3 separate regions of the Homo sapiens genome follow, and regions 2 and 3 are each linked to region 1. A link is a contact called in ENCODE Hi-C or POLR2A ChIA-PET data. All regions are on one chromosome and are shown on one strand. The core of a region is the stretch at or near the end of the contact, and the rest is flanking DNA. Distances in the headings are between cores, read along the strand shown.

The links. A loop is a pair of places that touch in the nucleus more often than their neighbours do. ChIA-PET counts read pairs that join two places held with the same protein, here RNA polymerase II (POLR2A). Pooled maps may share reads with other maps.
Region 2: a loop to region 1 is called in a pooled map, with 2.6 times the contacts of the local background. The contact joins the enhancer-like site here to the promoter of ZNF181 in region 1. A Hi-C loop is called at or near these places in 1 of 50 pooled maps. POLR2A ChIA-PET finds 5 or more read pairs at or near these places in 2 of 52 experiments (WTC11 and activated CD8-positive, alpha-beta memory T cell).
Region 3: a loop to region 1 is called in a pooled map, with 17 times the contacts of the local background. The contact joins the promoter of TMEM147 here to the promoter of ZNF181 in region 1. A Hi-C loop is called at or near these places in 8 of 50 pooled maps.

The regions. Positions count from the first base shown.
Region 1 is chr19:34,732,800-34,735,499 of GRCh38, forward strand. It overlaps ZNF181 (zinc finger protein 181), which reads left to right and starts at 1,444. Exons shown (of 4, transcript NM_001029997.4): 1 at 1,444-2,247. The coding sequence starts at 2,239. RefSeq lists enhancers at 292-351, 569-1,086, 807-1,196 and silencers at 1,477-1,526, 1,627-1,686.
Region 2 is chr19:35,458,244-35,460,943 of GRCh38, forward strand. No RefSeq gene overlaps it. Among named protein-coding and RNA genes, the nearest start is that of FFAR2, 11 kb to the left of the region's middle. RefSeq lists a silencer at 593-772 and an enhancer at 2,196-2,315. Within about 2 kb of position 1,393, at least 15 of the 41 ENCODE cell types and tissues checked have a DNase peak (open chromatin) inside an H3K27ac peak, as active enhancers do.
Region 3 is chr19:35,544,176-35,546,875 of GRCh38, forward strand. It overlaps TMEM147 (transmembrane protein 147), which reads left to right and starts at 1,451. Exons shown (of 7, transcript NM_032635.4): 1 at 1,451-1,641; 2 at 1,713-1,782; 3 at 2,351-2,410; 4 at 2,497-2,633. The coding sequence starts at 1,565. It overlaps GAPDHS (glyceraldehyde-3-phosphate dehydrogenase, spermatogenic), which reads left to right. Exons shown (of 11, transcript NM_014364.5): 10 at 734-831; 11 at 923-1,144. The coding sequence ends at 995. TMEM147-AS1 (TMEM147 antisense RNA 1) reads right to left here and starts at 1,854. Exons shown (of 4, transcript NR_038396.1): 1 at 1,762-1,854. RefSeq lists an enhancer at 1,068-1,760 and a silencer at 1,453-2,032.

The DNA.
Region 1 (2,700 bases), core at 194-2,693:
AGGCAGGTGAATGAGTGACAGCTACACAAACCCCACCACTGAGCACGTCCCTCCCAGGGCAAAGCAGATCAGATCACAGGCCCAGCCCTGGGAGGCCCAGAGGAGCCTCAGGTCCTCAGGAAGGCTCCTGGCCCTCTTCGCCCTAGGAGGACCCCCCCCCCGCCCCAAGCCGGCTCCACCTGTAGCTGTGGGCGTGGGAGGGAGACAGAGCGCTCTGGCGGCCAGAGAAGGAAGGAAGATGGAGGGAGGGCGGACTTCTGCTCCCTGACGCTGCTGCTAGGCCCCCTGCGGCCCTCCTGGAGCCCACACCTTTCAGCTGCAGTCTCCCAGCCTTCGTCCCCAGGACGAAGCCCACTAAGCCAGTGCTTTTCCACTGCAGCTGGCTGTTCCGCTTGGGGAGGGTTCCCAGATTGTGCAAAGTGAGGAAGGGTCCCCTGTCCCTGCCCCGCAGGGCCCCCACTCCAGGCCTCCCCCATCTCTCCCTGTCTCTCTCAGAGGTAGAGGCAGCATTAAATTAAAATTTAATTAAAATATTAAAAATAAAGTAAAAAATTCAAATATACAACAGTAGACTGTCTGGCTTGCATACAAAGAAGGCCATTGCCCCTTTGGGTGAGCCGGGCAAGGTCAGGGTCTAAGAAGCGCCTCTGGTGAGAAGCGGTTGTCAGGCTCTGATGGCTGCGGGAGGAGTGACTCCTCCCAGGATGAGGGTCTGTGTCCTCTCAGTGCTCACTCAAGTTCCGTATTTCCAAGTCCTTCCAGGGGGCGTAACGCACGTGAGAACTGCCATTTCTGTCACAGATACGTGGCCGCATGCATTTCCAGGAAATGTCCTTGGTTCGCGAACTACAGCTGGCACAATCCAGCCCAGGGCGTTCTGTGAGCTGTAGTCTCCAGCAAGTGAATTCCAAAAAAACCTCAAAGACCTCAAAGACCATACAGGGTGGACAGCGTAGTAGCAGGGTTTGGGAAGAGAGGAGCTCTTTTGCTAGCAAAGGCGAGAGCTCGCCTGGTACAAGGTCTGCCCACGTCCCGGGAGATAAACATTAGTGTGAGCGCACGCTAGACCCAGAAGAGTTTGCCACGGCCGCACGGTTTTCTGGGAAGTGTAGTTTCTTGGTCCCGGCGCCATTGTCCTTAAAAGTAGAGGGTGGCCCTTGGTTCCGAGGTGTATCTTTCACCTCATCAGTATGACTATATGCCCCAGGACACTTCCCGCATGGTCCTAACTGCCGGGCTCTGGGACGACAGCCCCAGGCGGTTTAGTTTTTTAGGAAACCGAGATCTGTTTGCCCGCGGCGCCCCAGGTCCGCGCGGCCGCAGAGACTCCTGGGAAGTGTGGTCTTCCGGTACCTGCGGTTCGTTGCGCCTGGAATTTTGTCCCCTGCGCGGATGATTCTGGGAAATGTCGATCGGCTGTGGGCGGCGCACTGGGTCCGCCCCGCTGTAGCCTCAGGCCTGACGGCGACTCCCAGGCTCCGGGACGATTCTGGGCAGTGTCGTCCCCAGAGGTCGGCGGCCGTTGCCCGCTCACCAGCGACGCGGGGCGCCTGCGGGGACGGTGAGGCCCTGCTGAGGACTCCGGCCAGTATGAGTCCCGGGGGCGGCGGCGGGGCTCAGGCCCTGGGTCTGCCCCGCGGTGTGACCCCGGCCGGTGCCTTGGTTTTCCTGGCCTTCATGTCCTCCTATGTAAACGCGGGGTGATGACGGCGCCGACCTCTTGGCGCTGTTGTGAGAGTGAAGTGGGCGCGTGGTTAGACGCCAGCCACAGTTGTCTTTGGGTTATGTCGTCATGAAGCCGGCGCTCTACAGTTGTGTAACCTTGAACAAATGGGTTCAGTATCTTGGAATTTCAGTTTTGTCATCGTTTAAAAAATAGATCTGGAAAAATGTGAACGCACACCGTGCATAGTGGTGAAGACTGAACGAGCTGATAAAGTTTTTACCATTGTTTTATGAGGATTTTATTTACAGAGTAATTGATTTTCCTCGCAGGTGGCACCTGGTAAATGGTTAGCCCTTGCGGAGAAACACCCTGTTAGTTCCCAGGGAGAGATTGGCGCCCTGGAGAGTGATTACCAGTGTGCCTTTCCATTATGGTGTGTCACAGGTGCCGCAAGATAAGCCTGATTTTTCATGACTGCTTTTTCCTGCCCTTCTGTGCCCTCAGGACACTGCCCATCTCTAAGATAAGAGCCTGGAAAGAGGACTCTGTTGGCTGTTGGAAATTGCAGAGTAATGCCTCAGGTAGGTCGGTGTGTCCGCAAATCTTCCTGAAACACTTTATCAGGACTGTGTGTTTGCTTTGCTTCTCCTGCCTGTTCCCACCTAACCAAGTCCATTTAAGGGACTGGATCCATGGTTCCTTTCAGTATAGGAAGGACGGAGCCCACAGGAGAGCTCCAAGGTATTATCCTCCTCACCCAGTGTTCCTCTTTTCTACAGTTTTCTGCTAGAAGACTTTCTAGTCTTGCCAACATTTTAAAACTGTAATTCACAATGCAACTTTGGAATGTAAGGTTATTCGGTTTATGGTTGTCAAAACTGTACCATGTGGTCTCAAGTGAAGAGATGCTTGCAGTCATCCTTGATTCTTCCCTTTGACTTATACCTATATTCAGATCCTCTAGTTGGAGCTAAGCTATACACTGTATACAGAATCTGACCATTAGTTACCCCAGCACTACCACCACCACTACC
Region 2 (2,700 bases), core at 143-2,642, 730 kb after region 1:
ATAGGTAGACAGATAATAGATTAGAGAGATAGAGAAAGAGAGAGAGAGACAGAGACAGAGAGATAAAGATACACAGGTAGGTAGTAGGTAGACAGATAATAGATTAGATAGATAGATAGATAGACAGATAGAGATAGATAGATATACACAGGTAGCTAGTAGGTAGACAGATAATAGATTAGATAGATAGATATGCACAGGTAGGTAGTAGGTAGACAGATAACAGAGTAGATAGATGATAGATAGACAGATAGATAGATGATAGATAGATAGATAGATATACACAGGTAGGTAGTAGGTAGACAGATAATAGATTAGATAGATAGATAGATAGATAGATAGATAGATAGATAGATAGATAGATGATAGATAGATGGGGGAAGGGTAGGAAGCCCTGATCTATTGCATTTGCAAATTTCTGTGGCACATACACTCCCACCAGGAATCATTGCTACCAATATGAAGATCTTGAACATGGGTTTGGCAAGAGATGCTAATAATGGGCTCTTATTATAATGTAATGAGCTCAGACATATCCCTGCATGCAACTCACAGTACATCTGCTCAAATGGCAGCCAGATCACATCTTCCTTGAGAAAACTTTCTCTTTCCCCACCAACGCTTCATGCAAGCCTCTTGCACAGTGCTTCCTATACAGTAAACACTAGTTAAATGTGGCTGGCTGGGCCTGCTCCAAAGCATCCGGGTGGCTGTATGATTGCACAGCTCCTCTGAACCCCCTGCCCCAAAGCAGGATGACAGATGGGTAAACAGAAATATTAGTGCCTGGTTAATGAATAACACAGACGGCAGCCTAGTGCCGCTACCAGGAAACAGGGGTGGAGGGATCTGACCTGGCCCAACCTGGGGGCCTGAGCAGCACGAAAAGGGAACCTGGCATTATTTCACTTCCCCTTTCTGGAAAAGATGCTCCTGGGCCCCTTCCTCAGAACTTCTCATCAGTCCGCACAACCAGAGCTCAGGTGCAGTGTGGCTTGGTGATGAATACTATGGTTGGAAAAGGAGGGATGGGGGCAGTGGGCATGGAGAGGGTCTGGAGGAAACACACAGCCATGATTCCAGCCTCACTCCCTTAAACGTCCTGCCTCTCAGCGCGGGGTCTGTGCTAGTTCTTCTTTTCGCCTTGCCCTGCCTCCTGTGGATAAGTGCTTTTGCCCCACTTTTTTTTTTCCTTTTCATTATTTATCTCTAATCACAGGAAATGAGGACATTTCTCATCTACAAATTGCACATCCCATCAGGAAATTGGGCCAAAGATCTCTAAGCCTTCAGAAGCGGTCATCCAGTAACCCACTTGGCAAAGTTTCAAAGGTCTGGGAAAGTAGATGCGAGGTCAAGCAGTGCGGGAGGGGAGCCAACTCTGCAAACGCTGGCCACGGCCAGCTGGCCACCAGCAGCTTACCCGAGGAGGGGTTGTCCAAGCTACATACTAACCCCGGTTCCCTCTCCCCAAACATTGTCCTCTGCCATCTGTCAGTCCGAGCTACGACCAGCCTCGAGAAAACAGAGTTAGGAAAGTAAACACACTGCTCCCAAATCTAGCTATTTTAAATAAAAAGCTCACCCATGTGGGCTGCAGTTGAGAATTTCTAAAGTGCCATGGCAAACATTACACCATTTGAGTTTCCACGGCGTAGCCTTCATTCATCCGCCAACATTTATGGAGGCCTACCATGTGTCAGGCCCTGTTTTAGGTGCTAAGGATACAGCAGTGAACAAAAAGGGTAAGATTCCTGCCCTCAAGCAGCTCCCATTGCTGGGCAGACAGGGAGAGCAAGACCCATAAGCAGGATCCTTTGCACTGGTGCTACGTGCTGTGAAGACGATAGAACCGAGCTGGGATAGAACATGACTCCCAGGAAGGGAGTAGGTGGTTACTTTTGAACACACAGCTTGAGCTTGAGAAGGCCATGCAAAGGTGATATTTGAGCTGGGACTAGAATGGCAAGGAGGAATCTTGTATGCCAAGAACTGGGGGAATAATGTCCCAAGCAAGGGGCTCCAGGCCTGTGCGAGGCCTGAACAGGCTGAATTTGTGCCGGGAAAAGAAACGCCAGGGTGGCTGCAGCTTAGTGACAGCTGAAAAGCCAGCAAGTGTCAGATCCCAGGGAGTCTCAAAGGCTTTTAAGAAGCACAACAGGCCGGGCGCGGTGGCTCACGCCTGTAATCCCAGCACTTTGGGAGGCTGAGGCGGGCGGATCACGAGGTCAGGAGTTCAAGACCAGCCTGACCAACATGGTAAAACCCCGTCTCTACTAAAAATACAAAAAAATTAGCCAGGCGTGGTGGCACACACCTATAATCCCAGCTACTCAGGGGCAGGAGAATCACTTGAACCCGGGAGGCAGAGGTTGCAGTAAGATGAGATCGCACCACTGTACTCCAGTCTTGCAACAGAGAGAGACTCCAAATCAAAAAAAAAAAAAAAAGAAGAAGCGCAACAGATATCCTCTCCCTACTTAACAACAAGAAAAGCTGAGGCTCAGCGATGCAAAGTGGCAAAGTGGCAAAGTGACACACGCAAGTCCTCAGTGAGATGGTGTTCTGGCCCCTCCTCCACGATTCCCGACTCCCTCTCAAAACCACAGGCACACTCTCTCTCAATCTTTACTTCACTGAGGAAGAGAAAAGAGGGCAGGAATCGTGACTCATGCGGTGTGCAGTTGTTTGGTATAGAAA
Region 3 (2,700 bases), core at 201-2,700, 810 kb after region 1:
TTAGGGGCTGCCTTTTCACTTTTGTGGCTCCAACCTGGCATACAGCAGGTGACTAATACATGCTTAGTGAACAAAAGACAACAGCTCCCATTTTTTTCAATACTTGCTCAGGGCCAGGCCATGGCCAGATGCCTTCTCTGTGAGGAGTGGATGCCATGGTCATGGTGGACCCCTGTACATCCACCTTGGTGCTGTCTCCCTGCATTAACTCCTGCAGGTCCACTTTCCCACAGTCACTGGGATCTTTTGTTTTAATGGAATCACATTGCATCACCCGTTTTCAGGATTGAAAACACTCCTGTGGCCTTTCATGACACTAGGGCTAAAACCCTCAGGTCCTCCCTTCCTGCAGCTCCTTCTACCTCAGACACTGTGCTGAGGGCCCCAGCCGGTCAGATCTTTCTAGTCATCTAGACCCAGGCTCATGGCCACCCCTCAGAGAGGCCCTCCATGCTGGCCCATTCCAAACGCTTGCATTATTCCTAGGAAAGGGATGTACTGGTACAGCATGAGGGTGTTTGTGACCTGTGCCCTTTGGCCAGACCCTGACACAGTGCCTTGGTCATACCCTGCACTTGGTCATACCCTCCAGTCCAGAGACTGGACACAGTAGGGCTACATCAAATATTATAGATGAATGCATGGATGGGCGATAGAGTTAAGAGTCGGGGCCTCAGCTCCTGGAGGTCCTTGCTCTGCCGGACACACTTATCTTTGAAATTCTGACTTCCAGGTCGTCTCTACGGACTTCCTCGGTGATACCCACTCGTCCATCTTCGATGCTAAGGCCGGCATTGCGCTCAATGACAATTTCGTGAAGCTCATTTCATGGTAAGGGGGAAGGAGCTGGAGACTTAGAGGGAGGGGAACTAAGGGGTGGTCGGAAGGAACCCCCTTGAACCTCCCGACCCCTCCTCCACAGGTACGACAACGAATATGGCTACAGTCACCGGGTGGTCGACCTCCTCCGCTACATGTTCAGCCGAGACAAGTGAAACGGGAAGGTCCTTTCTTTCCTTCCCAGGGGCCGGGGCCGGAACATGTGCCTCCCGTTCCAGCATCTGGCTGCCCGGGGGAGGAAGGACACCCGGGGCGGGCGCCCCACGCCGATGGGTCCATGGTGAAATAAAAAACAGTGCTCACGGCTGCGTCCCGTATCTCTGCGCCGGTCAGGGCGGGTTCTGATCCGGGTTTGAGGCCCGCCCCACCCTTACTCGATCGCCTGCGCCCACGGGCGAGGGGTCGCGCTCGACTCCAAGCCGGGTTCCACTTCAGGAGACCGGGACCGCGATGGCAGCGGTAGAGGCCCCGCATGGCCGGAAGTCACTCCCCAAAGCGCTGGGCCGGCAGCGGTGGGACCCAGGGCCGGCCACGGGCTCTCTGACGTCACTGGGCGCGACGCCCCGCGCCGGGACTACTGCTCCCAGAAGGTCGCGCGCGGGCCCCCGCCAGTCAGGTGGGTGCCAGGCCCTGGCCGTGGCGAAAGAGCCGGCGGAGCCGGAGACCCGCTCCCGGAGACGCCGCCTCGCGATCCCCGCGCGGGCGGGACCGGGCGGCCGGCATCATGACCCTGTTTCACTTCGGGAACTGCTTCGCTCTTGCCTACTTCCCCTACTTCATCACCTACAAGTGCAGCGGCCTGTGAGTGCGGGAAGGGCGCGGGGCGGAGAGGGCGCGGGGCCCGGGCCGACCCTCACCTCCCGCTTCTCCAGGTCCGAGTACAACGCCTTCTGGAAATGCGTCCAGGCTGGAGTCACCTACCTCTTTGTCCAACTCTGCAAGGTGAGGGCCACCGGGAAGCCACGTGTTCTGGCCCCCAGGCTCTGCAGACCCAGGGACCCGCCCCCGTTGCCTATCCGCGCCCCCGCCGCCCCACGGTGGGACCGCCCTCGGGACTCCGCACTGGGAGGCGTCAGGATACCTAGAGAGGATGGACTTTAAAGAGGGCACGACCTGAGAAGAGACCTAGAAGCAACTTTTGCGTAGCACTTAGTAAAACTGAGAAAACCTCAGTAGTGTGGTTGGCTAACAGGTTTTTTTTGGTGCGGTTAAGAGTGATCACTGATTCCGTACGTGCTGCTAACACTGCCCAAGGAGCAGCACCTTCAGACCTGACTCAGATGCCCTGTGATCACCCAGAACTCAAACTTCCAGCCCCCTCGGGGACCCGGGGACCTATCCTCTATCTCCCCGATTCCTGTAATTTTGCCACCATCTGGTGGTTCCTCTTCCAGATGGGCCCCCAGAACCTGTCCTGCCCTCTTCCTACCCACGAACTTCCCACAAATCCCACGTGGTTTATCTTGATCCCCTCACCTTGAAGTGACCTCTTTCTGCTTTCTGTTCTCAGATGCTGTTCTTGGCCACTTTCTTTCCCACCTGGGAAGGCGGCATCTATGACTTCATTGGGGTGAGAGGGGCCAGGGAAGGGAAGGGAGTTCAGGAATGGGGCTCCCTGTCCCCCTGTGCTTACTTAAGCCTCAACCTGACCCGCAGGAGTTCATGAAGGCCAGCGTGGATGTGGCAGACCTGATAGGTCTAAACCTTGTCATGTCCCGGAATGCCGGCAAGGGAGAGTACAAGATCATGGTTGCTGCCCTGGGCTGGGCCACTGCTGAGCTTATTATGTCCCGGTGCGTACAGCAGCCTGGAGCCCAGACCCCTGAGAAGGGACACCTGGGTTCCACGGGGGTGCTGGAG